2 separate regions of the Homo sapiens genome follow, and region 1 is linked to region 2. A link is a loop called in an ENCODE intact Hi-C map of the cell type or tissue named here. Cell type or tissue: sigmoid colon. All regions are shown on one strand. Links, peaks and the distances in the headings refer to the core of each region. The heading gives the core; the rest is flanking DNA. Region 1 overlaps PML (PML nuclear body scaffold). Region 2 overlaps CCDC33 (coiled-coil domain containing 33).

Region 1 (16,339 bases), core at 5,578-13,577, 250 kb after region 2:
GAGCCCACAGTCTTAGCCATGGAGGCTGGGGGGCTTTGGGGCCGTGGGGGCCAGCCCTGGTACCTGCATCCAGTAGGATGCTCTGCACCTGCAGTCAGGAGTTGTCCATGGGCCCCCGTGGGCGTGCTGATTGTGTTCATGACCGCTGTGCCTGCTCTGCCGACTCCTCCATCAGCATGTTCTTGTCCCCATGCAAGTACAGGTTGGCCAGCAGCTCCGAGAAGATAAACTCCTTGGTCTGAGAGTGGGCAAAGAGGGAAGGAGGTTGGGACCTGATGCCTGTGCCACCCTGGCCACGCCGCCAGGTCCTGCTGGGGCTGTACGCTGGACTTGGAGCCCCGGGTATGGCTTTTCAGATGCGGCTTCTACACTGCTTAGACTCGAAGACCCACCTCCCCACCGCTTTTTCTCACTCAGATGGGGACACTGAGGTCCAGAGGAAAAGTCACCTGCCCAAGGTCACAGATCTGGGAGGGGACCCAGGACCTATCATGCCACCAGGACACCTGTCTACTCAGTTTTTAATTTTTGGAGATAGGATCTCGCTCTGTCACCAGGCTGGAGTACAGTGGGTGAGATCACTGCTCACTGCAGCCTCAACCTCCTTGGCTCAAAGTGATCCTCCAAGGCTAGCCTGTTGAGTAGCTAGGATTACAGGCACGTGCCACCACCAGGCCCAGCTATTTTTAAAATTTTTTTGTAGAGACCAGGTCTCACTATGTTGCCCAGGCTGGTCTCAAACTCCTGGGCTCAAGCGATCCTTCCGCCTTGGCCTCCCAAAGTGCTGGGATTACAGGCATGGGCCACTGTGCCCAGTCCCACGTTATAGTTCTATGGGACAGCTCTGGTCTGGACCGTGCCCCTCTCCCTGCACCTGGTCCCATAGGGCTGGTTGTCATCTCTGCCAGGCCAACACGGCCACCTGTGTCCCCAGTGCTACAGGAGCCCCTGCCCCCATGAGGTGGTGCATGCACGTTGTTGATCATGAGGTGCATGATGGTCTTGGGCGTGAGACCAACCATGAGGTCCCACACGGTCTTGTTGACAATGGTCACATAGGAGTCCACCAGGCTCTGAGTGGTCTCCATTTGCTGCTCCAGCTGTGGGTCCATGGAGTGCATGAAGCTGTCGGAGACATTCTCCTCAGCCTTGCTGGCCTGCCATGGAGAGCACGAGGGCATCAGGGCGGCCAGGCCATGCAGCCAGGCTCCAGGCATCCCCAGGATCTCAGTCCCTCCAAGGGTACCTGGAACATTGAGGCACAGGGAGAAACAACTGGCCAGATCACACACCCAGCTCCCCACACGATCTAGAGGGTTTCAGGTCTCGGCCTCTCAGGACCCCAGACTCTCCCGATTCAGCCTCATCTTAGTTCTGACTCTAGTACCCAGAATTTGTCTCCATTTCCCAATCCAGAAATTGGAAAAGAACATCTCCAGGTCCCTTACTTGAAGACCTGGCCAGAGCTGGTGCCAGGTTACAGACGCCTGGCAGGAGGCAAGAGAAGGGCACACTCACATTCCCCTTGTCCTGGGAGGCCCACACCCCAACATTGCCGCCACCGCTGCCACCTGGGATCACAGCCACCTGGGATCACAGGAAAAGGGGAAGGGTTGAGTGAAGCTGGGACACTGCACCCCAACTTTAATGTGTTGATGAATTCAATTTGCTAATATTTTGTGGAGGATTTTTGCATCAATATTCATCAGTGATATTGGCCTGTAGTTCTCTGTTTTGGATGTATCTTTGGTTTTGGTATCAGGGTAATACTAGCCTTGTAGAATGAGTTTGGAATAGTTGGGTAAGGCCTCTAGTTTTGGAATAGTTTGGGTAAGGTTGGTATGAGTTCTTCTTTTAATGTTTGGTAGAATTCAGCAGTGAAGCACCAGGTCCCAGGCTTTTCTTCGCAGGGAGACTTTTTATTACCGCTTTGATGTCATGATTTCTTATTGGTCTGTTCAGGTTTTGGATTTCATCACGGTTCAATCTTGGCAGGCTGGATGTGTCTAGAAATGTATCCATTTTTAGTAGGTTTTCCTATTTCTTTGCATACATTGCTTATAACAGCCACTAGTGAGCCTGTGAATTTTTGCGGTATCAGTTGTAATTTTCCTTTTTCATCTTAGATTTTATTCACTTGTGTCTTCTTTTTGTCTTAGTCTTACTTAGGCTAAAAGTTTGTCAACATTATTTATCTCTTCCAAAACCCAACTATTCTTTTCATTGATGCTTTTTCTTCATTTCAATTTCATTTATTTCTGCTCTGATCTTTATTATTTCTTTTCTTCTAGTAATTTTGCGTTTGCTTTGTTCTTGCTTTTCTATTTCTTTAAGGTGCATTGTTGTTTATTTGATGCTTTTCAACTTTTTAAAAGTAGGTGTTTATAGCCATAAAGTTCCCTCTTAGTACTGCTTTTGTCGTATCCCATAGGTTCTGGCATGTTGTGTTTCCATTATCATTTAAGAAATGTTTCAATTTCCTTCTTAATTTCTTCATTGACCCACTGGTCATTCCAGAGCATATTATTTCATCTCCATGTGGTTGTATAGTTTCCAACATTTCTCCTGTTACTAACTTCTAGTTTTATTCCATTGTGATCAGAGAAGATATTTGATATTATTTCATTTTTTTCTAATGTTTTAAGACATGTTGTGTGACCTAAGATATGGTCTATCCTTGAGAATGATCCATGTGCTGAGGGAAAAAAAATGTGTATTCTGTAGCCCAAGGGAGAAGACACCTGCCCCCACTCTGCTGCAACACACAGCGCTCTGCTCAGGGATGGGGCAGTGGAGTGCTGTTGTTACACAAGGGGCTCTCTGTCGGGGAGGGAACAGAAGTCTGTTCTGTAGTGTTTGCCATTTCCATGGTGCAAATCTTCCATGGCTGATTTCAAGCTGCCACCATCTTCTCAGCCTGGGCTTGTTTGTACCCACCCTTGGGAAGGCTTTCCAGGTATTTGAAAGGATGTGGGTGTTGTGATCTCAACTGTATCTTTATTAGATACACTCCAAGCCCAGTTATGCTATGGTTCTTGCAGACTCATAGAGGAACTGCCTTGGTAGTCTCGGATAAGATCTGGAAGAATTCTCTGGGCTACCAGGCAATAGAGACTCTTATTCTTTACCTGTAGTTTCTCTCCAAAAACAGTCTCTGTCTCTGTCTCTCTCTCTGTCTTCCTCCCTCCCTCTCTCTCTGCTGAGCCACTTGGAGCTGGGGGTGAGCTGACACAACATCCCTATGGCCACCACCACTGGGACTGCACTGGGTCAGACCTAAAGCCAGCAAAGCACTGGGTCTCACTCAGGGCCCACTGTCAACACTACCTGGCTATCGTCTATGTTCACTCGAGGCCCTGGGGCTCTACCGTCAGCATGTGGCAAAGCCAGCCAGGCTTGTCTTTCTCTTCAGGGCAACGAGTTTCCTCAGGCCCTGGCGGGTCCAGAGATGCTGTCTGGGGTCAAAAACCTTAGAAATTTACCTGGTGCTTTATTCTAAGGTGGCTGAGCTGACACTGAAACCATGAGACAAAGTCCTTCCCACTCTGCCTTTCCCTTTCCACAGGCAGAGGAGCCTCACCCTGTGGCCACCACCACAGGTGCACAGGGAGTGCTGCCAGGCTACTGTCGATGTTCTCTTAGGGCCCATGGGCTCTTAAGCCCACTTCCAGGCCTGGGGCTCACCCTTCAGGGCAGTGGGCTCCCCTCTGTCTCAGGGCAGGTCCAGAAATGCTGTCTAAGAGCCAAGGCCTAGAATCAGTGACCACAAGAGCCCATTTGGTGCTTTCTACCCCATTGTGGCCAGACAGGTACCTAAGCTGCAAAACAAAGTCCCTTTTACCTTTCCCTCTGCTTTTCTCAAGCAGAAGAAATCTCTCACCACAGCCACCATAGCTGGGAATGTGCTGGGTCTCACCTGAAGCCAGCCACCTCACAGGGGGAATGATTGGTAGAGACTACTGTTCAGCCATCTTGCTCTGCCCCTCCTCCCTCACTTAACTTTACCTCCTAAGAGCCCTGTTTCCAAATACAATCATATAGTGGGTTAGGGCTCCAAGTATGAACTTTTGGGAGACACAATTCAGTCTATAGCATTTGGACTTGGGAAGAGGGAGGAAAAGAACACGCACAGGAAGGTCACAGTGTAAGCAACAGTATGGAGGTGGGAAAGTTCAGCTCATGGATAGGAAAAATTGATCCAAGTTGGCAGGGCCCACAGGGAGATGTGGTGCGGTGGTGAGTGGCGGCCACATCAAAAGAACCTTGAATGCCAGGCTGAGGTGGGAGGCATTTCCTGTTGTGTAGAAGATGCCATGAGGTGGTGAGGAGGGTAACATGATGAAAGGACATTTGGGAGGATGGATCTGGCATCAGTGATGGGTGGGGATAAGGGGTGAACAAAGCTGGAGGCCAGGAAACTGGACACATGGCCCAGAGTTCAGGCTTAGGCTGTTCAAATGTAGTTTCCACACTGAGTTCCCATGTGGATCCAAGCATGCAGCGGGTAGATGATTTGGAAAAGCAAAACCATTCTCTTCCCATTACCACAGAGTTTCCCAGTTGAGTTCATCACCAGAGTCCTACACATCAGTCGACCTGCCCCAAACTCTGTCCCTAGAGGCTGTGACCCAGAGGGAGCCCTTGTCCAGCTGTAGCCCGGGGACACTGCAGCCTGAGCAGGACTGCACCTGTTCCCTCCCAGGAGCCTTATCTCTGTCTAGCCAGGCTTTGGCTTCAAATGCCCTCAGCTTTGGCTTCAAAACCTCCTGGGTCAGATTCATGAGGGATCTGGTCTTCTTTGGTTTAGGGATTTTTAAATAGCTTTTTCAAGCAGGCAGTAGATCAACTCTGCTTGGTTACCTCTAAGAACTGGCTACAACTCACAGAGATCTATTATACTTATAGCTGTGGTTTGATTACATGGAAAGGATACAGATTAAAATCAGCCAGGGGAAGAAAGGCATAGGGCTGAGTCCAGGAGGGCACCAGGCATAGGGCTGAGTCCAGGAGGGTACCATGCACAGAGTGTCCATTATCCCTTCCCCATGCAGTCAGAGTGCACTGCCTTCCCAGCTTTGCTATGTGCCAATACACATGGAGTATTCCCAGCCAGTGAGGCTCCCTCAAGCCTCAGTGTTCAGGGTTTTTACTGGAACTTCATCACAGAGGCATGCTTGATTGTCCATGTGGCTGCTCTCAGTTTCCAGTCTCCTGTCCTTCCAGGGATGACCTAAAGCCCAGACTCTAAATCACTTAGTTGCTTTTCCTGGCCTGGCTAGTCCCCACCCTAACTATTATTATTAGACCAGCCATCATGAGTTAAGATCCCCACGCAAACATATTCCTATCAGGTATTACATGTTGACAGTTACGTCCCAGGAGTCTAGGACAAAGGCCAGACCTCTTTTTTGGTCAATGTTAACTTTTATTTGAAACTATACAACATGCCATCACCCTGTTATCCTTTCTATCTTCAAAATAACCCTAATTGGTGGGTAAGGATGTTTATTATTATAAACAAGATCTCAAGAGGGAAGATGCTTGGGCAAGGTTGCACAGTTGATCCTGGACTCATGGTATGAGACTCTTTCCACTCTCTGAGAGCCCCGAGTCCTGAGAAGATGATGGAAACAAGGTGTGTATATGTGTGTGTGCACGTGTGTGTTTGTGTAAATGTATATCTAATGAGTATGTGTGGATATGTGTATGTCTCTGTGTGTATACATTTGGATGTCTGTGTGTGTATATGCATGTTTGTGTGTGTGTGTGTGTGTGTGTGTGTGTGTGTACAGTGGTGTACACCTGTAATGCCAGCTACTCAGGAGGCAGACAGGGGAAGATCACTTGAACCCAGGAGTTTGAGAGAGAGAGAAAATTTCAATGACCTTTTTCTTGCAGTTAGAAGATAAAACCCGGGGCTGGGCATAAAGAGACAAAGCACAGCGTACAGAGGCAGAGAAATGTCTAATAAAAACAAGTGACCAAGAATTAATTAGTTCATCTATAAAGAAATATAGCACTTAAGCAGCAGATTAAAACTGGAAGATAATTTCCTCTAGAACCCTGATAATCTTTGTGAGAAAACTGTTGGCCACATATGTTAATTGCCAAAACTCACAGGGCCCTGTGCAACAGAATTGGGGAGAAAAACCACCTTTTTTAAACTCACTATGCTACAAGCAGCATTCAACTCTTTCTCAATTAAGATTTCACAAACCTACCTCCAGCTTCCAGATGGTGAGGGAAAGTGTGATCAGATTTTACGATAAATTGTGCCTGTCTCTGAGCCCATCTCCTCCCATTGAAGAGAAGGAAAATGAGGTGAGCGCATTACAGCCCTGCCTGACAAAAGTCACAAGGGAAGCAAATGATTATTATTTAAAACCAGAGAGTCCTATAATTTATTCATGAATGCTACACATTCTGTATCAGATCTTCCATTTTGATTTACTTGTATTCTTTGAAGCAAATTTATAAGATTCAAATTATTCAGAAAATGCTCCCAGGTAAATAGAAGAAAACACTTTAACCACATGAAGTATCATGCTACACAATATGGTGTGGTGGTGAAGGGTGCAGGCTCTAAAACCAGAAAACAGGTTCAAGTCCTGGCCCTACCACCTTGGCAAGGTTACATGGTCTCTCTGTGCCTCCATTTCCCCATCTAAAATGTGGGAATGACAATAATAGTGTCTATTTCACAGAGCTGTTTTGAGGAAAATAATATATGTAAAGCACTGTGAACAGCAGTCAGTGCTATATAAGTGTTTGCTCTAGTTATTTTAACATTTCAGATGATAAATATCTACCCTGTTATTCAGATGACAAGCGTCCCTAAGCTGATAACATGATGAAGAGCTTTTGGGTTTCTTAATTTCCATCAGTTTTGTGAGGGAAAAAATACCACATGAAGAAGAGCAACTGAAGCAGGCGTGAGGAGGAAACTTGGCTTAAGATTGGGGGGCTTGGGGTTATTAGGCTTTCATCTTCTAAAATGTCCTAAGCTCCACTGATAAGAAGACGCTTAGTATCAATCTAGCTAAAAAGGACCAATAGGCCCCAAAAGACACTGAGTTAGAGACAAAAATAGAAGGGTAATAAATGAAATATGGAAAACTACACAACCAGAAAAATAAACAGCTACCAGTACCCAAAACGTGGCTAAATCTCACAGGATTCTGTTGAATGAAAGAAGCCAGCCACAAACGCGCACATACTGAATGATCCCATTTATATGAAGTTCAAGAACAGGCAAAACTAATCCATGGTGACAGAGGTCAGGATCCTGGTTAACTGTGAGGGGACAGCAACTGAGAAGGGGCAAGAGGGAGCCCTCTGTGCTGATGGGAACATCCTGTATCTTGAGCTGAGTGTTGGTTACATGAGTGTGCACATATGTAAATACTATTGAGTTGACTGGGCGTGGTGACTCACACCTGTAATCCCAGCACTTTGGGAGGCCTAGGCAGGTGGATCACTTGAGGTCAGGAGTTCAAGACCAGCCTGGTCAACATGGTGAAACCCCATCTCTACTACCATACAAAAATTAGCCAGGCGTGGTGGCAGGCGCCTATAATCCCAGCTACTCAGGAGGCTGAGGCTGGAGAATCACTTGAACCCGGGAGGCAGAGGTTGCAGTGAGCCAAGATCTTGCCACTGCACTCCAGTCTGGGCAACAGAGCAAGACTCCATCTCAAAAACAAAAAACAAACCAAAAAACGATAGTACAAAGTTGTAACTTTAGGTATATGCACCTCACTGTATGTAAGATACTGTCTTAGTCCATTTGTGGTGTTATAACAAAATATCTGAGACTGGGTAACGGGTAAAGAAAAAAAATGTGTTTCTCACAGTTTTGGTGTCTGAGAAGTCCAAGATCAAGGGGCCAGCAGGCTTGTAGTCTCGCAAGGGCTGCTCCTGCTTCCAAGATGGCACCTTGAACAGTGTCCTAACATGGTGGAAAGGACAGAAAAACAAAAGAAAACAGAGCTAGGTAGTTCCCTCAAGCCCTTTCATAAGGTCACTAACCCCATTCATGAGGGGGCTCCTCCCTTACAGCTTAGTCATCTCCTAGACTCCACCTCTTAATTCTATCACATTGGGGATTAAGTTCCAGTATGAATTTTAAAGGAGACACAATCATTCCAACCATAGCAAATATGCTTTACTAAAAAAAAAAAAAAAAAAAAAAAAAAAAAAGGAATACCTTGTCTCTAAACATAATATTTTAAGAGTTTATATATTTATAGCCCAATTTTCCACTTGCTTAATGACGACGAGTGTCATTCTTAGCTGAGAAAAGTTTCAGTAAATTATTTTTCTCACATTATCTATTAATATCTTATTCAGATAAAACCAAATTTCTAACCTGGATTTTAGGTTAAGACAGGAACCATAGTCATTTGTTGCAATGTGAGAATGACAAGAGAGAGATATTAACTAGCAGAATCCAACTATAAAACTAAATTTAACGGCACAGTTCTCTACTAATGACTCCCCTAGACAAATCATTACTTGGATATCAATGAATCAACTAAAAATGGACGTGAAAACAGTTCGAGTCCTTTTTGCAATGGATGGATGTTTTCAAGACTATTAAGTGAAGAGGGTTCAGAAACAAGGGGATAAATGGCATGCTAATTTGGGGTTGAATGGAGTAATGAGATGATCTTGGAAATACAAGAATCCTGCTTAATGGGACTTGTCTACTTGCAATTCAATAAACCAATATACGTAAATTAAAAGAGACGAAGGAAATGAGCACTCAGAACAAAATTACAGGAATAGGGCCGGGCACAGTGGCTCATGCCTGTAATCCCAGCACTTTAGTAAGCTGAGGCGGGCAAATCACCTGAGGTCAGGAGTTTCTGACCAGCCTGGCCAACGTGGTGAAGCCCCGTCTCTACTAAAAATACAAAAATTAACCAGGCATGGTGGCGCGTGCCTATAGTACCAGATACTTGGGAGGCTGAGGCAGGAGAATGGCATAAAACCAGGAGGCAGAGCTTGCAGTGAGCCGAGATTGCACCATTGCACTCCAGCCTGCACGACAGAGCGAGACTCCGTCTCAAAAAAAAAAAAAAATTACAGGAATACATTTAGCAAAGAGGCACCAAAATTGAGATAAGAGCCACTGTCCCACCTGTGACATCTTCTGACATCTTTCATTCTTGAGTCATGGGGGTTGCAAGCCAGGGAACAGAGTCTTCTGCCTGGAAGCTAAAACCAGGTTTTGGGGTAGGTTCAGAGAGACTGTTCAGACTGAATATGCATGTTGCCAGGTCAAAAATATCCCGATTGCAAGAGCATTTGCAAAGACAATGGTGCTCAGGGAAAGATAATGCTGTGTGTTTAAAAGGGAAAAAAATTAAAAGAATGGAAACAAAGAAGAAAAAGTGACCGGAGGGTAGGGTGACCATATGTTCTGGTTTGCAAGGTACAGCTAAAGTTATGTCTGCTGTCCTCGTGCAATTATTATAGTGCCCCTTTCACTCTCTTAAGTGTCTGGATTTGGATGATAAAGCATATGATCACCCTACCAAAGACAGGAAGTTAGCCAGAAGACCCATGTATCCATTTTAAACGGTGCGGCCTGATCTGTAGTCACGCTCATGCTGCTGCGCAGCTGAGCGCTCTGCACCACCTCTGCCTCGCCCTACCACGCCCTGCCTGGGTCTCCTGGAAGGCTGGAGCGGAACCCACGATCCTGCGCTGCTCTGGTGCCACCTGCAGGTTACATGGGGGAACTGCTTCTCCACCACCCCCACCCCCCTCTACCCCCACCCTCCTCCACCCCCACCCCACTATCCTCCACGCCGCCTCCCCACCCCACCCCAACCCTCGACAGCCATGGACTTGGCCAAAAGACATTCAGAGCAAGTGAAGCCCTGCCTGGGGAGTTGGCTGGAGCCAACAAAAGCCCGCGTTACACAATCAGACCAGCCCACTTTAAACTAACAAAGCCAAGCTCCTCTTCCTACCCACTCCTGTCCTGTCTCATTTTGTAGATGGTAAACTGAAGCCTAATTCAGAATTTTCATTGGCATTGTGTCCAGAAATGGTGGGTTCTTGGTCTCACTGACTTAAAGAATAAAGCCACAGACCCTCGCGGTGTGTGTTACAGTTACACGCCTCGCGGCGTGTCCAGAGTTTGTTCCTTCTGGTGGTGGGCGTTTGTTCTTTCTGGGGGGTTCGTGGTCTTGCTGGCTCAGGAATGAAGCTGCAGACATTTGCCGTGAGTGCTACAACTCTTAAGGTGGTGCTTCTGGACTTGTTCCTTTCTCCAGGGGGGTTGGTGGTCTCGCTGGCTTCCGAAGTGAAGCTGCAGACCTTCGCCGTGAGCCTTACAGCTCATAAAGTCACCGTGAACTGAAAAAGCAAGCGGTAACAAGATTTATTTCAAAGACCAAAAAAAACAAACCCCCACAACGTCAAAGGGAATCTAAGCATCATTGCCACTGCTGGCTGGGGCGGGGGGGGGCGGGGGGGGCAGCCTGCTTTTATTCTCTTACCTGGCCCTACCCACATCCTGCTGATTGGTCCATTTTACAGAGAGCTGATTGGTCCGTTTTGACAGGGTGCTGATTGGTGTGTTTACAATCCCTGAGCTAGACACAAAAGTTCTCTATGTCCCCACTAGATTAGCTAGATACAGAGTGTGGATTGGTGTATTTACAAACCCTGAGCTAGACACAGAGTGCTGATTGGTGCATTTACAAACCTTGAGCTAGATACAGAGTGCCGATTGGTGCATTCACAATCCCTTAGCTAGACATAAAGGTTCTCCAAGCCCCCACCAGAGTAACTAGATACAGAGTGCCCATTGGTGCATTCACAAACCCTGAGCTAGACACAGCGTGCTGATTGGTGTGTTTACAAACCTTGAGCTAGAGACAGGGTGCTGATTGGTGTATTTACAATCCCTTAGCTAGACATAAAGATTCTCCAAGTCCCCACCAGACTTAGGAGCCCAGCTGGCTTCACCCAGTGGATCCCGCACGGGGGCCGCAGGTGGAGCTGCCTGCCAGTCCCGCGCCGTGCGCAGGCACTCCTCAGCCCTTGGGTGGTCGATGGGACTGGGTGCCATGGAGCAGGGGGTGGCGCTCGTCCTGGAGGCTCCGGCCGCACAGGAGCCCATAGCGGGGCGGTGGGGGGAGGCTCAGGCGTGGAGGGCTGCAGGTCCAGATCCCTGCCCCGCGGGGAGGCAGCTAAGGCCTGGCGAGAAGTCGAGCACAGCAGCTGCTGGCCCAGGTGCTAAGCCCCTCACTTGCGGGGGGCTGGCGGGGCCCGCTGGCCGCTCCCAGTGCTGGGCCTGCGGACCATGCCCACCCGGAACTCGCGCTGGCCCACAAGCGCCGCGCGCAGCCCCGGTTCCTGCCTGCGCCTCTCCCTCCACACCTCCCCGCAAGCTGAGGGAGCCGGCTCTGGCCTCGGCCAGCCCAGGAAGGGGCTCCCACCATGCAGTGGCGGGCTGAAGGGCTCCTCAAGTGCCGCCAAAGTGGGAGCCAAGGCAGGGGAGGCCCGAGAGCGAGCCAGGGCTGCCAGCAGGCTGTCACCTCTCAGTAGGATTGTGAAGCATACAGCTGGAGCTTCCCAGGTGACATTCCCCACATCTGTCTTTCCCCTAACACTTTAGGGTAGTGGGGAAGCAAGAGAGCTTAAGCTTACTAAGCTCCTACCGTGTACTGGCCAGAGTGGGCACTTTTCTTTCCAGCCTTGCAATTGATGGGAAATAGGTGATTGTACAAATAGGATACAGGATCAGAGTGGGCTGGCGATGTGCTCACAGTCTCTCAGCTGAAACTGGAATCCAGGAGTCTTTGACTCTAAAGCTAGTGCTCGTTTTGGGTCTCCAGCTTAAGCAATAGTTGCAAAATGCAAAGAGCACCATGAAAATCTAATATTGATCCATGTAAGACTGTATTGCAAACAGAAACATGGAGTGACTTCGTGGGGGGTGACGGCGAGATGGGGAGATTATCTCAGGTCTATGTAACCTGGGAAGTCTCCGAGAAAAATGAATGAAGCATGACTAAGTGCAATTTGTCTGATAAACAAAATCTGTCAGAACGTGGGGCTTTGTGGGTCCTGAGTGAAGGTGAACCCATAGTGCTGGATATTTGCTAAGGTGTTCTTTATAAAATCACTCAGGGCCTCAGTGCCTCCACCTTCTTCATGACCCTAGGTCCACTTGCCTCGGCCTCCCAAAGTGCTGGGATTACAGGCATGAGCCACTGCGCCCAGCTGGTTGGTCTGACTTACTGTGCAATCAATCCACCCTGGGGTCGGCCAGGGCTTTAAGGCTCTAGAACTGTAGGAGATAGTCAGTGCTCCTGAATTCCACCCCCAGGCCTTCTGCACTCAGTCTGAGAGGAATGATTTCAGGAAATCAGACAAGCAACACAGGATTTCACAATATCTCATACTTGTCTGACTGGCTAGCATTTTGGAAAATTTCTGCGGTTAGCTAGCTAGCTTTTGTAATGTGCTTGGCTATCAAGTTTGGGATATTTATAATATTTATAAACTGAATTTAGCACAGTCCAGGCAGCTGGTCTTAGTTTAAGGAAGTTCCTTGAGCCAAGAATGAAGGAATTTTCCCCTCACTTGACAGCAAATGCATTTTGTAAGGGTGAACAGAGACGTCCAAACTTCCTGTTTTTTGTTTTTGTTTGTTTGGTTGTTTCATTTTGTTTTTGTTTGTTTGCTTTTAGTATGGGGAGAATCTGTTGAAATTCTAGACTCTTCTCTCAACAGAGTCTCCACAGGTATTTGCTTTATTCAGGTCCAGCGGGTCTGGAGCTGACATCTGGATTCAGAGACAAAAATAAGTGACGGTACTGGCCCCATTCCTCCCCTAGCCCCAGGCTCAGCCTGTGCCTGTGCCTGGGACCAGGACCAAGGCCACTACAGGCGAGTGTGTTCTCAGAAACCTGGATCTCCATTCCCTTCCATCTCCCTCCATCTGGCCCACCTAGTCTCCACCCACATAGAGGTGCAGCCCGCATCCCACCCACTCCTTCCCGTGACCACTTCTTACCTACATTGTAACGGGGTGGGGCCTTACCCTAAATCATGCATTCTCAACAGAGGCATTATCACCCCACAGAGGATGAAAAGGCAGGGGAGGAAGGGCAGTTGACCATCTTGGCTATTACCATGGTTTCTGACCCTCCAAAGGCTCACAGTCCATACATATGTCCATGTAAGGAAGAAGTAAAACCATCTCTATTCGCAGATGATGCGATCTTGTATCTAGAAAATCCTATGGAATGTACAGTGTATCTATGGTATTAAAATTTCATACAGGGAGGCACAATTGGGAAAAGATGCTAAAAATGCTCCTTAAGAGGACAATAATAATAATTATAAAAAGGTCCAGAAACACTGCCCTAAATGAAAAAATTAAAATGAAAGTTCAAGCACAGGGATGAGAAGGTGGGGGTAGCTTCCAGAGACCTGCCTTCTGCATCACCTGAGACTGACAACTCAGGAGAGCACAGAAAGGAGAGAAGGAGAGACCAGGCAGCCTGTCCCCCAACACGTGGCCATGCGCTCCATGATGTAGGCCACAGATGGTGCCAGTCTAGACACAGGCTCCCCGCAGGCAAATCCCAGCTCTGCCACATACAAGTTTAATGACCCTGACGAGGTACTCAGCCTTGCTGCCCTGCTGTGCTCCTCTGTAGGAGGAAGATGGGCTGTAACCACATAGGACAGTTGGGAAGATTAAAGGTTACTTGTGCTAAATGGTGAAATCGTGTCTGGTACCCAGTTGTCTTACCTGGTTGTCCCATGCTCTCCCTCCTGGGCAGGATTGCCCACTCCTCAGTCCCTCCAATCCGATTGGTGTACATTGACCTTGTTGGAGTTGTGAGCTCAGGCAGAGCCCCTGCCAGGTGCTTCTAGAAGAGGATTTGGGGGAAAAGGCAGATTGAACTTGGGGTGCCTATTAGGGGGTCGAGAAGCTCCTGCCCATCTGTTCACAGTTCCATGGACTTTTCAGTTACTAAAGTCACAAAGACTTGTGGCCTGAAGAGTGACTTTAACTCCATTTCTAACTAAATTCCTAACTCACCCCAATTCTAACTCAATTCCTAATTCCTAAGGTTTATTCTCAACCTTAAGCACCAAATGTGCCCCTCCATCTGATCTAATCCCAAATCCTAACCTGGGGCCTCCCCTGAACTTTAGCTCTAACCCTCACCCCGATTCTAAGCCCACCCCATCCTTACCCCAGTTCTAACTTGGGCCCTATCCTTAGCTGTGGAGCTCACCCTAAGTCCACTGGTAACCCAGTATTTCCCCAAATTAACAGGCCATTCACTTCCACAGTCATAAGTTTTCCTCTACCTGTGTCCCTTCCGAGTGTGGAGTTACTTACTATTTGTCCTAAGTGGATCTTTAAAGAATTCCACTTCAGCATCATTCTGAGCAACTAGATCCCAGAAATCACAATTTTTTTTTTTTTTTGAGATGGTGTCTCACTCTGTTGCCCAGGCTGGAGTGCAGTGGCACAATCTCAGCTCACTGCAGCCTCTGCCTCCCGGGTTCAAACAATTCTCCTGCCTCAGCCTCCCGAGTAGCTGGGCCTACAGGTGCACACCACCACACCCGGTTAATTTTTTGTATTTTTAGTAGAGAGAGGGTTTCACTGTGTTAGCCAGGATGATCTTGATCTCCTGACCTCATGATCCACCTGCCTTGGCCTCCCAAAGTGCTGGGATTACAGGCGTGAGCCATCACACCTGGCCAGAAATCAGACTTTCGATGAGCTGGTTGTATTGTTTCTTTTTTTCTTTTTCCTTTTTTTTTTTTTTTTTTTTTGAGACGGAATTTCACTCTTGTCATCTAGGCTGGAGTGCAGTGGCACAATCGCGGCTCACTGCAACCTCCTCTTCCCAGGTTCAAGCAATTCTCCTGCTTCAGAGCTTCCCGAATAGCTGGGATTGCAGGCACGGGCCACCACACCCAGCAAATTTTTGTATTTTTAGTAGAGACAGGTTTCACCATGTTGGCCAGGCTGGTCTCGAACTCCTGACCTCAAGTGAACCACCCGCGTCGGCCTCCCAAAGTGAGTGCTGGGATTACAGGTGTGAGCCACCGCGCATGGCCTGGTTGTATTGTTTCTAACAGATGTTAAACTAAATATAAAAGGTTTAACATTTTAAAAAAATGTTTCTCCACGTGCCTCGTATCTACAGTTATCTCCCATACCACAGGAAGCACGCATAGCACTTTAGAAAGGACTGAGCTGCCTGAGCTTAAACCACCAGCACCACCAGCACTACCGTGGCCCATGCCCGTTGCCAGGCACCGGGTGGCGGGGGGGGGGGGGGGGAGGGGGGGTGCGCTGCAGCGCCCTCTGCTGGCAGAGTCCGGGAGCAGCCCTAGCTCAGCTCCCCTTCTCGCCAGGCAGGGTTCCCTGTGTCCTACCCCCTTTGACTTGACATTTGGTGCATTCCAGCCCGGGTGGTATGCACACTAGCCATGGAGTTTCCTTAATTGTGAGGAGTGAGGAAAGATGAGAAGGGAGCCCCTTACTCTAGGCTTAGGTGCTGGAGGCACCTGGGGTGTGAGGCGGAGACAAGGCTGAGGTCAGAGGAGGAGATGGGGCCTGCTGGCAGGGCTAGGCTGAGGGTGAGACTCTGAGGCATGGAGAGTGGTCAGGGTTGGGGCCAGGAGTCAGAGTGAGGCTGGGATAGGGAGAATGGTGGACATGGGCAGGGAGAAGGGTGGACATGGGCCAGGACAAGGGGAAGTAGAGGGTGGGAAAACAGCCTGACCAGGCTCTGTGACAGCTGCTGGAGCTAAGAGCCAGGTTGGGGTTAGGGGCAAAGCAGATTTTTAAATGACTTCAGGCCTCAGAAGGAGACCCTGGAGCAGGGCTTCGCTGAGCTGCCACATAGAAAGCTTGTTGTCTACTCCGGGCCCCAGTGAGTGAAATGTCCCATCTGGGTGTGCTGGGAGCACAGTGCCACCTCCTGTCCAGCCCCTCCATGGTTGACCCCTTGATCTTGGCTCCTTCAGACCCCAGGACCCCCACAATTGTTTGTTCATCCCAGATCTTGTTCTTTACTACCCTGAAGACAAGCCCATGTTTTTTTGTTTTTTTCTAAGATCTAAAATGTGTTTATTTTCCTATAATTCATAAAGCACTTTATAAAGCAGTAAGATCTTAAATTTGTGCACTTTTAAAATATACCAAAAAGCTATCTTCACACACATTTTCTCATTGGTTCCCACAAAGATCCCTTGAAGTCAAAAGGAGCCGCATTCTCCCATTTGCCAGAGGTGCAGCCTGAGGATCAAGGAGGGAGGTTAATGTGCCAAAGAGGGC
Region 2 (16,339 bases), core at 3,535-11,534:
GAGGGCAGTACAGAGATGCCTGGTGGCATTGGGGCTTTATTCACACTTCCTTCCCCCAGCTTGGCGGTCAAGGTCCCTGTGGTCCTGCTCCTGTCCCCCTCCCCCTCCACACTTAATAGTGCAGCTCCCCTTGGACCAGCCACTCCCACGCCAGCCACTTCCTGTGGCCTCAGAACCTCTGGGGGAACAAACAGGTTCAGTGCATCCGGCCTCTGTGCCTTTGCTCACGCAGTTCCCCCACCTACAGGACAGAGTCGCCTTCCCCCATCTCTGCAGATCCATTCTGCAAAGCCCACCTCCTAACAAAAGACTTTCCTACTCTTCTTGGCTTCCTTTCTGAATTTCTAGAGCCTGCACCAGGCAGGTAACAAGAGCTCACCATAGGCTGGGCACTGTTCTAACTACCTTAAATAGATCGGCCTAACTTCACCACCAGTCACCTGATGAAGTAGCCTTCTCCATGTCCATTCCACAGAGGAGGAGAGTGAGGTATGAGGAGGCTAGGGAAGTTCTTGGAGTGGGTGAGCTGGTTCCAGAGTCTTCACCACCACTCCGGACCCTGGGGCTGGCTCTCCTGTCCTCAACTGGCCTTGGCCTTGGAGTCCGCAAGGGCAGGGCTCATGCTTCATCACTCATCAGGGCTGGGATCTCCCTATTGCAGGGCCAGAGGCTCAGCTGAACTCAGGGTGGGGCACGCAGGATGTTGATAGCCATGCTTAGCTGCTGGTAGGAGAGGCCTCCCCGCAACTCGAGCTTGAAGCTGGCCTAGCCAGAAGGTCCAGATGCCTCCCTGGTCCCCTGCAACGGCCTCCACTGAGCCCACATCCCATCTCCTGGAGTCGCACAGTTGCTCTGCTCCCCTTACCCCTGCTGGCTCCAGGTCTGGCTCATACATTCTGAGGCTGTCATGAATGCCCTCACTGCCCGCAATAAAACCACCGCATCAGACACACGGGGGTGGGGGATGGGAGGCTCCTGGGCTGAGGTGGTTTTTGCTGTTGCTTTTGGCAGGCTGTCAGACTTCTCTGGGCCCTGCCTGGCTGTGGGCTTCTGCTGCAGCCTAGGAGGGGGCTCGTTGGCACCTGGGGTTCTGTGCCCCTGCACATGGGCCATGTGAGAGCAGAGATGCCAGCTCCCGGAGGCGGGACATGTGCTGAGGGAACACAGCCCTCCATTTCCATTTCTAAAACTCTCTCCTGGCAGGAATGCTGCTGGGCCTGAAATACAAATGGAACTGTACCCCTCCTAACCCCCAAATCCCCACCCCAGGTGCTCCACCACAGCTTGGAGCTGTCTGCAGGAAAGGGCTCGTCATGATGCCAGTGATGTTCACAGAGGGGCCCTGGGATGGGTCCAGACTAGGGGGCTGGCAGGGGGAGGGTGGGCAGAGAGCTTGGTTAAAGCCCCCTGCTCTGTGCCCCCCACCCCTGAAATGTGTGTTTGCATTTTGCCCTAACTGAATCCACTGTCTGCCTTGAGGTCGCCATGACCCTATAAGTGGGCAGCCAGGGTGGCAAGAGTGTGTCTCCTTCCATCTCTAGGGGAGGGGTGAGCACTGCCTTTCCCCCACCCAGGCCAAGGACTGAGGTCCTCCCAGTTCAGGATATACTCTTTGGCAGGCCCACTTGGCCAGGCCCTGTGGTGGGCACTGGAGACACAGATGTGGCCAAGGCTTGGGGTCTCTGTCCCCAAGTAGCTTGTATTCTAGTCGATGTGAGAGCAGGCAGTGTGGCATAGTAAATCAGTATGGCAAATGCAGTAGCGGGGGAGCCCCCCAGCCAGCCCCCTCCTCACCCTGGGGTGCAGGCAAGGGTGTATTGGAGGGTATGTCAGAGCGGGAGATGGGTTTTGAAGGATGAGTAGGAGTTTGTCAGGTGATACAGGCATAAGGAGGAGACACAGTCCTAGCACAGGGAACAGCAGGAGCACAGGTGTGGAGGTGAGCAGCAGCCTGGAACACCGTGGGAGTGCAGACAGGACACGCGGCAAGGAGGGGCTGGTAGGAGATGAGACTGGAGCGGCTGCAGGGTTCAGTCATGGGACCTTGGATGTAAGTCCAAGGCCCAGCTGTCAAGCCTGTTATAGGCAGGCAAAGTGGACTGGGCTGGGCCTGGATGCTGGCACCAAGCATGCTTGTGACCCTCCCAGAATAAGGTCTGGTTGCATTCTAAACAAATCCAATGTGCTATGCAGGACCCAGAGCCCAGACAGGGTAAGAAGTTGCCTAGCACTTCTGTGGCAGGGCCAGCTCAGCATTCATAGCCCTCCGGGGTTAGAAATCTGTGCTGGGCTAATCACCTGAGGTCAGGTGTTCGAGACCATCCTGGCCAATATGGCGAAACCCCGTCTCTACCAAAAACATAAAAATTAGCGGAGCATCGCGGCCAGCACCAGTAATCCCAGACACTTGGGAGGCTGAGGCAGGAGAATCGCTTGAACCCGGGGAGGCGGAGGTTGCAGTGAGCTGAGATCGCGCCACTGTACTCCAGCCTGGATGACAGAGTGAGACTCTGTCTCAAAAAAAAAAAAAAAAAAAAAGAAAGAAAGAAAGAAAGAAATCTGTGCTGGGGTTGGAAGGGACTGAGAGGCCTTCTGGAAGACAGAATGACCCAGAGAAGAGTAGGCTGGGATGTTGGCTGCCCAAAACCTCGGGATGGGGAGAGAGCCAAGGGAAAGCATCCTTGAGGTGCTGCCTTTTCTCAGTTATCTGGGTGGGCCACCTGCCCTGGCATCCTGGAGCCACCAGGCCATGACCCACCCCACTCTAGGAGCTGTCCAAGCCTTGGCCCCTGTACCACCCTTAACCAATGCTGCTCAAGGGAAACAGAGACTTCCAAGTGGCTTCTTAGCCCCTTCCCACCCCTGTGACTCAAAGATGTCACTGTTCTCGTAACAAGAACCTGCCAAAGCTCAGGCTATGGGAGCCAGAGTGGGGATCAGAACAAACACCCTACCTCCCAGCACCCAGAGGCAGCCAGCCTTCCAGGGCATTGTTTGGTTTGGGGTCTGGGGGCTTCCTCTGGAGGGCTGAGGCCCTGCCTGGTGGGGTCAGACTCAGAAGGTTTTGCTAGGGTCCAGGCCAAGCTTGGCTCAGCAGAGAGAGGCTGTGGGTGTTGAGGGGGAGGTGAAGGAAGATGAAGACTTGGCCTTGCCTTCAGGGGTCCTAGACTGAGGGGGGAGACAGTGTCCCACCCTGAGGAGCCCAGTCTGAGAGGGGAGATGTGAGCCTGCCCAGGAAGCCCCTATATGTATGAGGAGGGTTGCACTGTCACATCTGAGCAGGAGGCAGGACGCACACACTCCTGATAAGGACACATGAAAAGAACAGATGGCGCCAACAAGTGCAAATTAATTGAGCGAAGCCTGTGTACATAGGCGCTGTGAACAGGCAGGCTGATGGCTCAGGAGGGGTGGTGCGGGGGCAGGGCAGGGAGCAGGGAGAAGCTGTAACGAGCACTTACCGATGTCTCGCTGGATCTGCAGCCGGTAGCACAATTATTGACAAAGCCTGTCTATAAATCTCCCAGCCATGTCTTCAGAAACCTTAATTACGGGGCCTCATTACCCTTCACACCTCTAGGCACGGGGGACCCTCCTGGGCTGGGGCGGCTGCTGACACTGCGGCTGGCCTGCCATGGACAGGCTGAACCCCTTCAGGAAGATGTGCCTAGCGGGGGTGTCCAAGGGACACTATTCAGGACCACGTGGCTCCGAGGAACGAGCAGAGGCTCAGCCTCTAGGCAAGGGCAAGGGGGTGAAAGGGACTTTGGAACAAGGGGAACATAAGCTGGGTTTACATTCTAGTTTTGCCAGTCCTTCTGGACTCTGATGGGCACCTTCCCTCTCTGAACCTCAGTTTCCTCATCTGTACAATGAGGAGAGGGCTGTGGTGAAGATTACGTGAGCAAGGTCTGTCTAGTGTTGAGCACAGTGCCTGGCATGTGCTGTGTGAGTAACATCTGTCCCTTTCATCTCTTCTCGGTCACTGTCTGAAGCTACCAAGAAAGAAAAGCGGCCCCTGGTGGCCAGGAGCTGGCGGCCACAGCTGGACCCTGGTGTCATTCACAACACCACTCTCTGACCACTCTGTAAAGTGTGTGAACACAGATAAAACATAGTCATTGTCCAAACCACAAAAATGACCAAACTCCCTTTCCTGGCTAATATGAGTGACTGCTGCTTCTTTATTAGTGACCATCATTCCTGCCTTCTCGATGAGAACTCCTATGATACCGACTCTTAGAATGCTGATTCTAAGCCAGCCTCCCGCTGTCATCTAACCCAGAGCAAAGCCTGTTTCCTCAAACCCTTTCCCAAATCCCCTAACACCAGCTTGAATCTGTGAAGTCCTTTCCCACACACTCTTTCTGGGATGCCCCGCAACTCCCATGGTTGCATCCCCCTTACTACAACGAGTCAATAAACCCAGAATAACTCCAACTTTGTTAAACTGCATGTGTGTTCCTGGTCGTTTTCAGCTGGAGGGGTTGAGATCCTGCTATTAGAGCCTCGTCTGTTTAGATGACTGTGCTCTCCAGGCCTGAATCCTAGGCTCTCATTTTCACATTCTTCCCTCTCATTATTTTTGCGAAGCATGTGCCCACTGTGTCCCATTTGTTGTCCTCACCCAGGCCAGGAGAGAACACACTGGGGTAGGGGGTGTGGAGGGGAGAGATGCTGGGGGCACCTGCCACATCTCTCCCTGGGGGAAGGAGCCCTGTCTGGACATTTGGGGCTCTTGGGGGATCCAAGGAGGCCTAGACCATCTTTAGCCTTGGGAGGGACCATGGGTAGGGGAAGGGACCAGGGTGATGGGAGCTCAGTGTCACAGGAGAGCAGAGGTGGGGTGAGACCACCCGTCCTGCCTCCAGGCCTGTGCTACAGGCCCCGTGCGCCCTGTCCAGGCAGATCACGGTCCTGCCTCCAGCCTAGGCCACAAGCCTCCTCCCCAGCCCTGTGTTGCGGAAAACCACCTCACTGCTGCCAGGCTCCAGGCCACCCCAGAGCTTCACAAAGTGCTTCAGCCATCAAAACCCCAGTAATCCCTGTGTTCAGCTTTGCCTCTTGAGGCTTGAGCCTCAAGGCAGTTGGTCCTTTCAGAGCCCCCCACCTCCCCTGCCTGTCACCCAGCCTCTTTTGGCCTCAGTTCCTCTCACACCTCACTCTCCCCATCCCTGAGAGTCCCCCATGGGAACCTTCTCTACAGCCTGCTCAGCCTTGCCCACTGCTCAGGTAATGGAAATCCAGGGCCCAGACCTCACAGATGCAGGTGGCAATGAAGGGAGGGGGCTTCCTGGGGGCAGCACTCTCGCTGCTGGCGGGTACCCTCCCTGCTGGCTCTCTCAGGATGCCCCCTGACCACCTCAGGCCCCTCAGAGTCGGTCTCAAAATTCAAATTTCTTTTTTTTTTTTTTTTTTGAGATGGAGTCTCCTCTGTCGCCCAGGCTAGAGTGCAGTGGCTTGATCTCGGCTCACTGCAACCTCTGTCTCCTGGGTTCAAGCTATTTTCCTGCTTCAGCCTCTCAAGTAGCTGGGATTACAGGCATGCACCATCACGCTCAGCTGATTTTTGTATTTTTAGTAGAAACGGGGTTTCACCATGTTGTTCAGGATGGTCTCAATCTCTTGACCTCGTGATCTGCCCGCCTCGGCCTTCCAAAGTGCTGGGATTACAGGCATGAGCCATTGTGCCCGGCCTCAGAATTCAAATTCTGATTAGCCAGACCTTCTGCACCAAGCACATCTCCAGTCCTGCCTCCTAACCATCTTCCCAGAGTTGTTTTTGTTTTTATTTTGTTTGAGTCAGGTTCTCACTCTGTCATCCGGGCTGGAGTGCAGTGGCGGGCACATGGCTCACTGCCCGCAGCCTCAACCTCTTAGGCTCAAGCAATTCTCCCACCTCAGTCTCCCAAGTAGCTAGTATTACAGGCACGTGTCACCATGCTTGGTTAATTTTTTAAAAAAATTTTGTGGAGACGGCATCTCGCTATGTTACCTAGGCTGGTCTCAAGCTCCTGGTCTCAAGTGATCCTCCTGCCTCAGCCTCCCAAAGTGCTGGGATTACAGGTGTGAGCCACTGCGCTAGCTTCTCCCAGAGTTTTTAAGTTCCCCTCATACTTAAAGTCCAGGCTGTTCTGTTGAGATGGCTGGTGGAGGACTTGGGGGGTCTGGAACGGGTGGGGCACAGATCCATTTGTAGTGGATAAATAGATTCCCTGAAGGAGTGGCCAATAGTGGTGTAAGATGTGGGTCTTGGAGGGACCGAGAGAGATGGAAGCTTGTTCCCAGACCCTCTGCACTCTCCTACACTGTACTCTTCACTCCCCACTGTAGGAAAAAAAGGCGCCAGAAGCTCTTCATGGCTCACAGAAGCCGCTCCAGGCACTGTGAGGTTTTCACAGCCAGCCTGGGGATAAGGGCTAGCACTGTCCCCCTTTCCCAGCTAAAGAGACTGAGGTTCCTGTAGGTGCTGGCTGGGAGCCGAGTAGGAGGTAAACACCTCTGTGATCCAGACCACCCCTGGTCCACCAAGCTGCTCAGGAAGGGCATTCTGTGCATTCAGTGAGCACACACTTACTGAGCACCCACTGCACGCCAGGCACCTGGTGTGGAGGTGGGCGAGGGGTACAAGGTGGAGTGAGCCGGGAACACAGGCCTGGAGCTGGGAGGAGGCACCACTGCCATTGAGCATGGGTAGAATATTCTGGGTTCAGGTAAAGGCTTGAGGCAGGGGCTTCAGAAGCCCCAGGGCCCATCAGGCTGAGGGGCTCCTGTTGCAGGCAAGGGAACAATGCATGGGTTCAGGGCGGGGGGTAGCATGTCTAGATTTGGGCTTGGGACAGGTCACCTGGTGGCTGTGTCTTAGGAGGAGGAAGGCTGAGGTAGGCAGGAGGGCCCCATCTGGACGGTCAGCTCCCAGATCCTGAGCCAGCTCTCTGAGTGAGCCCACTGGCCCTCCACAGGAGCCCCCCCACCCACATACAGGAGAAGGCAGGAGGGTGAGGTCTTCATCTTGGCCTCCACAGGACCCTCCCTACCAGCGTGGCAGCTCCCTACTGAATGGCTCCCTACCCAGCCTGAGGAGGAAGAGTGAGATGCCTCCAGTCCCAAACTAGTCCTCTGAGAGGGTCCAGCTGTCATTGCTCTTCCTGGCCCTTCCAAATCCCCGAGCCCCTCTGCAGCCCAACCCCAGGGTCCACCCTGTGGAGGTGGATTTGCATATCTGAGAGTGAAAAAAATTCTGCTGCAGAGGCTTAGTGCCACCAGAGATGCTGAGCCCCCTTTTGTCTGTTTGAGTAAGAGCTGGCTAAAGGCTGAAGGATAATTAGTCCCCCGTGGGCAACGCTGTCCCCCCTCCTTGAAGATTTAAAGGCGCAGCCCACATGCTCAAGCCACTCGGGTCTCAGCCCCTTCCCCCACAGGCCCTCCCCGCCCCCTCGACTCCGCCCTAAGGAGGGGACGGCAGCTCTGGCAGGAGCCGATGAATGAGCATTTTATCTGATTAAACTGGGAGTGAACTGGCTGGTCTCTATTATCTGCGGACTTGATTGGATATTTAGCACCAAATGTGTGTGTGTGTGTGTGTGTGTGTGTGTCTGTCTGTCTGCACACATGGACTGGGCTTTTCTAGTCCGTGTGTCAGGAAGAAATTGGATTGTACTGAAAAACATTTAATCTGAACTCAGGAGTGCACCCTGATAGAGTCACCAAGCTAGTGGTGAGGGTTGGGGGAGGGACAGTTCTGCCTTTAGCCCTGGACAAGAGGGGCTCCAGCCCTGGGCCCCGTGGGTTGAAAGGTCCTGCTTTGGCCCTCTTCGGGGTACAACCCTTCCCATGGGGTGAGGAGTCAGTGGTCCCAAGGGGGACGTGCCCACCTAGAGCCCGTGCCCGCTTTAGACCTCACCCTGGGTAACTGGGATCCTGGCACTCCCCTGCTTCCAGGGCCTGTCCTCCTGAAGGTGGCAGTATACCCTTATGCACTCGAGAGAGCCCACAGAGTCTCATAGGTGTGGGACTGAAATTGAGCTGTGTGAGAAGAAAAGGGGATGGGTGGGGTTGAGGGGTGGGGGCCTGGGAGTGGCTCTCGCCATACTGCCAGGGGCCAGTGTGGAAGCTGAGAATTCTTTGAGGTTGTTCATAAGGTGTATTTATTGAGGTAGAGGAATGGAACATATTTAGGAGTTTGCTAGCTTCTGCTTGATTTATATTTTGATTACTGGGGTTTGGACATATGGTATGTAGGCCTTGCTTATACTCTCAAATGTTCCAGGTGGAACTCGGCAGGGGGTGGCCTGAGGCCACAGAGCTTGTCTTGGTGTTTACTAGGAAACTGAGGCAGCTCTTCCTCCCAGATAGGCTGGGAAGATGGTGAGTTAAGCTCACCAGGCTCCTGACTTCCAAGTCACCAGGCTCGGCCAAGGCTCAAGTGCTAGGCTGGAGACCCCCAACCTGTGTTGGACCAAGACTCCCCCTCGGTCTTGTCTGGTGGCCCTGGGAGGGTTATTGTGCTATCAGCAGGTTCCTCTCCCACAAAGTGGGGATGATAATTGTATGTTCCTTTTCAGTCTGGAGTGAGGATTACATGAGATTGTGACCGAAGTTCTGGGTACAGAGTACGAGCTCAGTGAATCTTGATGGGAACACTTAGTGTTATTAAAATGAGTACTAAGGTTGGGCTGGTGCTTGCAGAGCACAGAAGGGACAAGCCCCATTTCCCAGGTTAGCAACTCTTTCTCCCAGTCGCTCCTGGTTCTATAGTCCACCTCACCCTCACCAATCGATGATTCAAGCCCTCAGCAATTTATGGCCTCATCATCTTGGCTTTAGTTACCGAGAGTGCTCCACTCCTGCCTCGCCCACCCACCATTTAATTAAGGATGGACAGCAAGACCTGGCAGCACCGGCCATCTCACTAAGGAGCAGCGCCAGGAGGCTGTCCCACCTCTGCCTGCCTTGTTTGCTGGGATGAAAGAGGAAATTGTCAAGACCAGGCTCCTCACTCCACAGGAGGGGAGACGGAGGCCCAGGAGGGGAGGGGTCAGTCAGGCTGACTCCTCAAGTCAGAACTGACTCCATGTCTCCTGATGCTCCTCCTGCCCAACCCTCTCTCGGCAGTAAATTTTCTCTCTCTCTGGGTGGCCTCTGCCCGGAGTGACCTCGTTCTCATCTCCTCTGAGCCTGATCTTCTGGGTACTTAGGGCAGGCCCTGACTTGACCAGTCCTCTAGTCCACCTATCCCATCCATTCTTTCCTCCACACCGCTAAGACTTTCTCATCCCTCACTGGAGGGAGGCATTCGCTCCATTAATACAGATAGAGAAACTGAGGTCCAGACAGGGAAGGGACTAGCCCTGGGGCCCCACAGTGCCTTTTGGTGAGACCCCAGGCCAGGCCTGGAGAGAGACAGGCACACACACACTAACTAGTAATTCCCACTCAACAGATCAACAGATTCCTCTTGCAGGAACAAGAGGAATTTCATTTCCCTTCCACCAACAAATCAAAGATCTGTTATGGTTTCATGCTAACCGCCACTGATGCTTGGTTGGCTTTTCTCTCTTGCTTATCACAGTGACATCTGCAGACTACCCTGGCATTCTGTAGAAAGTGTGCACTGCCTGGGGTGGGAGTTGATGGGGGTTAGGATTAGGTAGACCCCCTCTGTGCTCCCACAATCTCCTGAGGACCCTGAGCCCCAGTCCTGACCACATCCTCCTCCAGCCATTCTTGATGTGTCTCCCTGCTCAATTGGGACTTCTTGAGCACAGGGACCCTTGTACGGAATTATCTTTATGTGACTGTCACATATCTTGGAGGTGAACTTCTGGAGAGGGGGTCAGAGGGAGAGGCCTGGGTGAGTTGTGCTGCCTTCCGTCATCCCCCTCAGTCTCGAGGGATCCCATGAACACAACGACTATTAATAAGCCTCCTGCAAAGTGCCAAAGTGGACGGCCCTTTACAGTTTCCAGTGCATTGCCATCCACTCTCCTGTTAGTCCTCTGAAAAGCCTCAAGAGGCGGGGAGAGTATTTCCTCTACTTAACAATGAAGAGACAGGATCAGAGAGGTTGAGTGATTTTTTCAAGGCCACACAGCTCTTGGGAGGTGGAAATGGAACTCATACCTGCTGGGGCTGCACAAATGAGTGGAGGAATCTGTGGGGCGAGATAACCAGACTTGGCACAGAGTAGATGCTCAAAACCCTGGTCGAACAAATGAATGAATGCATGAATGAATGAGTAGGTGCATGTACCAGAAATGAATGAATGAGTAGGTGCCTGTGCCAGAATACAAAGTCAACAGGGAAAGGAGAGACAGCTGGGGGTCTGAGGAGGTTGGGGGCACCAGACACTTTTGCTCCCTGTGCTCATGTGGCCCCTTCTTGGCTCCTGAAGCACTGCTCATCCTTGGGGTTTGAGTACTTCCCCCTTAGCCCCTGGGTGATGCTCCTTTTCATGCTGTCTCACTTCCCTTGGCCTTTGCAGACTTCTCCCCAGTTAGGCTGGGGGGCTTTCTCTATGGAAGCCTCCCCTCTCCAGGCCCACCCCTAATATCTGTAGTGCCCAGTACAAGAACAGAAATGGAGGCTTCCAGCATGTGCCCTCTGCAAACAGCCGTTGCTTCTTGGGTCTCAGGGTGCACCCTTGCAAAAGTATTCAACCCTTAGAAGTGTAGATTTAAGCTTGCATAGTCCTCAGAAGCAGGTTTAGGCCAGGCGTGGTGGCTCACGCCTGTAATCCCAGCACTTTGGGAGGGCGAGGCGGGTGGATCACTTGAGGTCAGGAGTTTGAGACCAGCCTCACCAACATGGTGAAACCTTGTCTCTACTAAAAATACAAAAGTTAGCTGGGCATGGTGGCAGGTGTCTGTAATCCCAGCTACTTGGGAGGCTGAAACAGAAGAATCACTTGAACCTGGGAGGCGGAGGTTGCAGTGAGTTGAGATCACGCCATTGCACTACTCCCTCCTGGGTGACAGAGCAAGACTCTGTCTAAAAAAAAAAAAAGAAGAAGAAGAAGCAGAAGCAGGTTCAGGCCCATTCGGGGGTCTTGGGTACCGACAGAGTGTTCTAGAAGCGTGGAGCTTGGGATCTGGGGCACATTTACCTAGCCAGGTGGGGAGGGACAAGGCTGGAGGAGTGTGAGTGGGCCCTCTAAATCAGCTTAGGTACCTGGCCAAGTCGGTCAGGAAGACAGGCCCACCGGACTGGCTCATAGCTTTGCCTGGCAGAGCAGCACCAGGCTCCCCGCCAGCTCCAGGGCTGGGGGCTGGGGGTGGGAGGCGAGGCACCCACACACATGTGCAGGGCGTGTGGAGTGGGGGAGGGGACTGGCCTGCAGGGGGCCTTGCTCAGCCGCTTGCACACACCAAGAGACAATAAATCGACAAACACTTAATCTCTCTGCAAATTGAAACGGAGCCGTAAATATCTGCTGCATCCCAGCAGCTGAGTTATGAGTCTCGTTTATTAATCTCTTTAGTCTCAGGTGATGGATGGAGGAGGAGAATGGCCCGCTGAGACTCGGAGGGATGGGGGAAGGAGGGAGGAGAAGTGGGTCAGGGGTCTGGGAACAGCCCTGCCGGAGAAAGGGTCAGAGGGAGAGGCCTGGGGGATTTTTGCTTCCTTTTTATTCTCCGCCTTGATCGCAGGGCCCCAGGAACACAGTGACTATTAAGTCTCCTGCAAAGTGGACAGCCCTTTACAGTTTCCAACACATTGCCCCTCATTCTCTTGTTAATCCTCCCCATAGTCTCAAGAGGTGGACAGGGTGACAGTGTTCCCTCTACTTAACAATGAGGAGACAGGAGCAGAGAGGTGGAGTGATTTATCCAAGGTCACACAGCTTCGGAGTGGTGGAGATGGAACACAAACCTGCAAGAGCTATGCAGGTGAGAGGAGGGGTCTGCAGAGGGAAGTAACAGACACATGTGGGATGTGATCCTTATTTCTTCCTTTCTACCCTTCTCCTCTCCCTCCCTCCCTTCCTCGCTAAAATGCTTGGTAAGCACTGTGTGTGATTGTGTTTAGGAATTGGAGAGAAAAAGGTCAGAGTTGGGGGAGGGACAGGAAAGGGAAAAGAGCTGGCGAGTGTTCTCAGCCATGGCTTAGGTCGGTTGCCTTGTCTTAAGTATTTAATTGTAGGACCCCCTCCAGCCCCTGTCAGCAGGCGGTGCTCCCAGCTCGGGGCCTGCAGGAGTGCAGGGGAGGAGCTGAGGAGGGCTGGGGCCCTGAGAAGCCTTCCTGCCTTCGGGGAGCTGGGCCTGGGCGGGAGCTCGTGAGTGTGTGCTGCACAGAACAGGGATGCTTGGAGAGGTGACTGGGAGAGAGCACAAACCCAGCAAATGGGGCAATCACGCTGGGCAGTAGAGTCAGGGGCTACGGAGACTGAGGGGACACAGCAGGAAGGCTGGGGTGGCCAGTGTTTTGGGAACGTGTCTTGTGGCTGGTGTGGGATGGCCTGAAGGGGACACTGAGTCAAGGGCATCTGTTTGGAGGCCGTTGGGTGGGCCCTGGTTGGCTCTGCTCTCTGTCTCTGTCTCACTCCCTGTTTCTCTTGTAGTTCCTCAGCCTCTCTTGGTTCCAAAGGACCTGGGGCCTGGGCCCTCTCGTACTCCCAGACCCTGGGTGACCCTGCTCCCAGGCTGGGCTTGGTGCCTGAACTAGTGGCCCTGGGGGGGCTGCTTATTCCTGCTCCTGGGGGCCAATCCCAGGCTCCCGGGGCTTTGCAATGTCACCACCCTAGGCTGACGTTCCTGCTGCTTGTTGCCACCAAAGTGGGTAGTGTGCAGGGGTGCTCCAAGTCCCTTCCCTGGTGACTGCTGCTGGCAGCCTCAAAAGACTCCTGCTCAGAGTTAATCACCTGCCACCAGGTGGTGCTGAGGAGTGGAGGCCGGGTCTGACTGCTCTGCTGTCGGCCTCACCAGGCTGCAGACCCCATCCTGGGTGTGGGTCTGGGGGCAGGACCAAGGCTGCAGCCACAGTGCAGGAGCCTCAGGGCACTCAGGAACATCTGCTCCAACCGCCTGTGCTGTCAGAGGCAGGAACTGGGGCCCAGAGAAGGGAAGGAAGGTCAAGGTCACTTGCAGGAGCAGTGGGAGCACTATGAGTGCATGGACAGCACGGAGCTGGGCCAGACTGGGCAGGGGGAGTATGCCCTGTGGATGAGGGAGGCTGACAGGGTAGAGAGTGTGGCAACCTCCAGTGGGGCAGACCTGGGACAGGGGAGGTTTCTGTGCCATGTAGGGTGGCCCCCATCCAGGTTTGCCTAGGACTGTCTTGGTTTAAGCACTGAACACCTCATAGTCTGGAAACCCGTCAGTCCTGGACAGACAGGGATGGGTGGTCACCCCAGGGCCATGCCAGCCGGACAGAAAGGACTAGGCTCAGGGTGTCTCTGCTACACGGCCAGCCGCCCTTTCTGGGGGGCCTCACCTCTCCCATCTGATCCTGAGAGGCAGGTAGGGTAGGGTAAGCAGCATGCTAAGATGGAGAAACCAAGGCACATGGTCACCCAGCGTCCCCAGAGCACCCCTCCGCCTGCCTGCGAGGAAAGGGGTCCCTGTGCTGGGAGGCTTGCCTTTCTGAGGACCGAGCCCACCTCTGGCACACTGGGACTTGGGAGAGGCCACAGCTTCCCTGGTCCTCCTTCCTCTCTGCACTCATGATCTGGGGCTGTCTCTGCTGAAGTCAACCTACACCTCCGGAGCACGGCAAGTGGGGTGGGGACAGCTGGGGAAGGGGATTTAGAGAAACCGAGGGATTAAGGCCGAATCATTCTAGGGTCCAGCAGACTCAAGAAAGGAAGAGAAACAAAAGCGGTATGCTCAGAGGGGGCGGGGATGTGGAGGAGACAGGTGGAGGGAGGGGGAAAGGCTTTCAAAAACAGAATGAAAGAAATGAGTTATTCCAGTGTAAGGAGGTTGGAAAAACTCCACTGAATCTTTTAACAACCCTTGTCAATTATTCATCTCCTGGTATGAGGGCCCTCTGGTCTGCCACAAATCTCCTCTGAGCAAGGCAGAAGGAGGGAGGGAAACAGAGGAGGCAGAGAGAGAGAGAAGGAGAGAGAGGTGGAGAGAGAGAGGGGGGAGGGAGAAAAAGAGAGAGAGCGAGAGAGAGCAGGAGAGACAGGGAGAGAGACAGGAAGAGGAGGGAAGCAACCCTGTGCTTGAATTTCTGTGCTGGAAACAACACTGAATACACAATTCTTCCATAGTAAATGAGCACATCTGCCTTTCTTTATCCAAAGCATAGTCTGCCTCCTCCAGGAAGACTTCCTTGCCTGCCTCTCCCCCTATCCACCACCTCCCCAGCTCTCTCTCATTCACTAAGGGCTCACTAGGTGTGTCCAGGAGTGCTGGGTAAGTGTGGCAGTTAAAAAGCTACATTGTCCCAACCATGCCCCTCCTTTGCCTGTTCATCCCCCACCAAATATTTACTGTGTGCCTACTCTGTGCCACTAATCGTCTCCCCGGGTATGGCTTGCTCCTGTCCACTGGGGAATTCTCAGAGCTGAGGTCCTTGGCCTCTTTGTCCCCATGTCCCTGCCCCAGCTGGACACAGGGCTGGGCACATGGCAGGGTGGAGAGTTCTGGTTTTCTGACAGGCTGGAGGAATGGGGAGTCCAGGCACATGGCAGGTGTTTCAGAAGCCCTTTGTGGAGGAAGTCGGTCCATCTAGAGGTGGCATAGAGCCCCCTCGCCTTACCTGCTCCCCTCCTGGCGTCAGGAGGCATGGCCTGGCTCCGTGTGAGATGGGCTCAGGGTGCCCAGAGAGTGGAGGGCAGATGCTTGCAGGCTGTTGACTATTTGGGGAGTTGCCATGTTCAGGATGAACCTTAACACCTCACTCTTCACACTCACTTAAAGGCTCACCTCTTCCCAATGGCTTCCTGAGCTACTCAGACGGGAGATAAGGCTTCCTCTACCTCTGCCTGAGGCCCTACACTTGACCCAAGACCATACCCATGGGACCTTGACCTTGATGGGCCCACCCAGGACCAGAGTTTTGTACCATGTTGACCAAATGGAACTTGAAAGGCCTGCATCAAAACGAAGTGTTCCAAGGTGAGAAGAAATGGTTGGGTTGCAGTCTGGGAATGAGGTAGATCAAGGGCACATCCAGGGACAGGGAGCCACAGTGGGCTTAGTGAGCCATGGGGATGGGACAGGCAGGGCCAGGGGCAGCAGGCAGCATTGCACAGAGAGGCATAGACCTCCTCTTCTCCACTCTCATCTATTCCCAGAGCGCTTTTCTCTCCAGAAAATGTTCAATTTCCTATTAAGCTGAAGTCGGATCTGAAGGGAATCAGAGATAAAATTGTTTTTTGGGCTCCGGGGAATGCATGATGAGACTGGATATAGACAAACACACTCCTGAAATCAGGGGAGGCCAAGAGGCTCAGCCGGAGACAACGGCCCAGCGTGAGGGAGGCGGTTCTTCATTTGACTACAACTCAACCACTGCCATGTCGCTGGCGCCTGCTGCTCCAGCCCTGGGACCTGCTGCCGGCCACCGCTCCCTGGCCGCATGTCCAGGAGCCACACACACTGTGACCGTGCCATTGCTACTCAGTTGTGTCCCAGTGCTACTACTCTGTATGTCTGCCCACGTCTTCCACACTGTGCTCCGTACTCATTCCCGTGATTGCACCCTCCTGCGGTGCAGGGCTGTGTGACATGCTTCTACGGCTGGGTCTATTGTTATGCAACGACACTCCACTGCTCCGCGGCCACGTTCGATTGCTTGTCACTGTGCCTCATGGTCGCTTGAGTTCATCCATTGCTATGTAATTTTGTTTGGTTGCTATGGAAGAGTGACCCATTGCTACACAGCTAGGCTACCTGTGCTTGTCATGGAGCCGTACACTGTTGCTACTCACCCACGTTCTACTGCCTGTAACTGGGATCTACTGGCCACGTGAACATGTGTGTCTGGGTCCTGCCATGATCCTTCTGGGCACTGGCCAGTGGGTAGGAGCTGGGGCTGGGGGCTGGGTCTCTAGGCCCCAACTAGGGCAAAGTGTCAGAAGTAGAAATAGCCAGCCTGGTAAATCTGAGGAGAGCGAGAGAGTGAGAGCGAGAAGGTGAGTGAGAGAGGGAGTGAGAGAGAGAAATGATGAGTTGGGAGACCGAACCAGAGGTGAGAGGATAAACAAGGACGTAGTCAAGAGTCAGGAACAAGGAGGGATGGCGTGCCTGGAACAGAGTGGGATGGGTAAGGGAGAGGGGCATACCCACTGCCCTGGATACTCTATGAGTCTCTGGGGGACCCGATGGTGCCAGGTTGACTGAGCATACAGGCCTCTGTAGTGTCCAGTATTTCCTTGGCTGGATGCAAG

Evidence for each region. A loop is a pair of places that touch in the nucleus more often than their neighbours do. Peaks named below come from ENCODE experiments on the same cell type or tissue, not always from the same donor. Only the 100,000 strongest peaks of a DNase experiment are listed, where the experiment ranks them.
Region 1: a loop joins it to region 2, with 2.5 times the contacts of the local background. A loop is called at or near these places in 22 of 110 quality-filtered maps.

The regions. Positions count from the first base shown.
Region 1 is chr15:74,047,588-74,063,926 of GRCh38, reverse strand. PML (PML nuclear body scaffold) reads right to left here. Exons shown (of 9, transcript NM_033238.3): 9 at 16,100-16,339. It also overlaps the pseudogene DNM1P33. Among named protein-coding and RNA genes, the nearest start is that of GOLGA6A, 27 kb to the left of the region's middle. RefSeq lists an enhancer at 15,440-15,649. In sigmoid colon, for the core only: a CTCF peak has its summit at 9,721 (motif pointing left); DNase peaks (open chromatin) are centred at 9,736, 11,496, 12,296 and 12,901; H3K4me3 peaks cover 353 bases; H3K27ac peaks cover 1,962 bases.
Region 2 is chr15:74,299,615-74,315,953 of GRCh38, reverse strand. All of the region lies in intron 11 of CCDC33 (coiled-coil domain containing 33), which reads right to left. CCDC33-AS1 (CCDC33 antisense RNA 1) reads left to right here. Exons shown (of 2, transcript XR_007064711.1): 2 at 3,996-4,440. Among named protein-coding and RNA genes, the nearest start is that of CCDC33-AS1, 12 kb to the left of the region's middle. RefSeq lists enhancers at 62-161, 14,431-15,252. In sigmoid colon, for the core only: a CTCF peak has its summit at 7,944 (motif pointing right); a DNase peak (open chromatin) is centred at 7,883; H3K27me3 peaks cover 5,099 bases.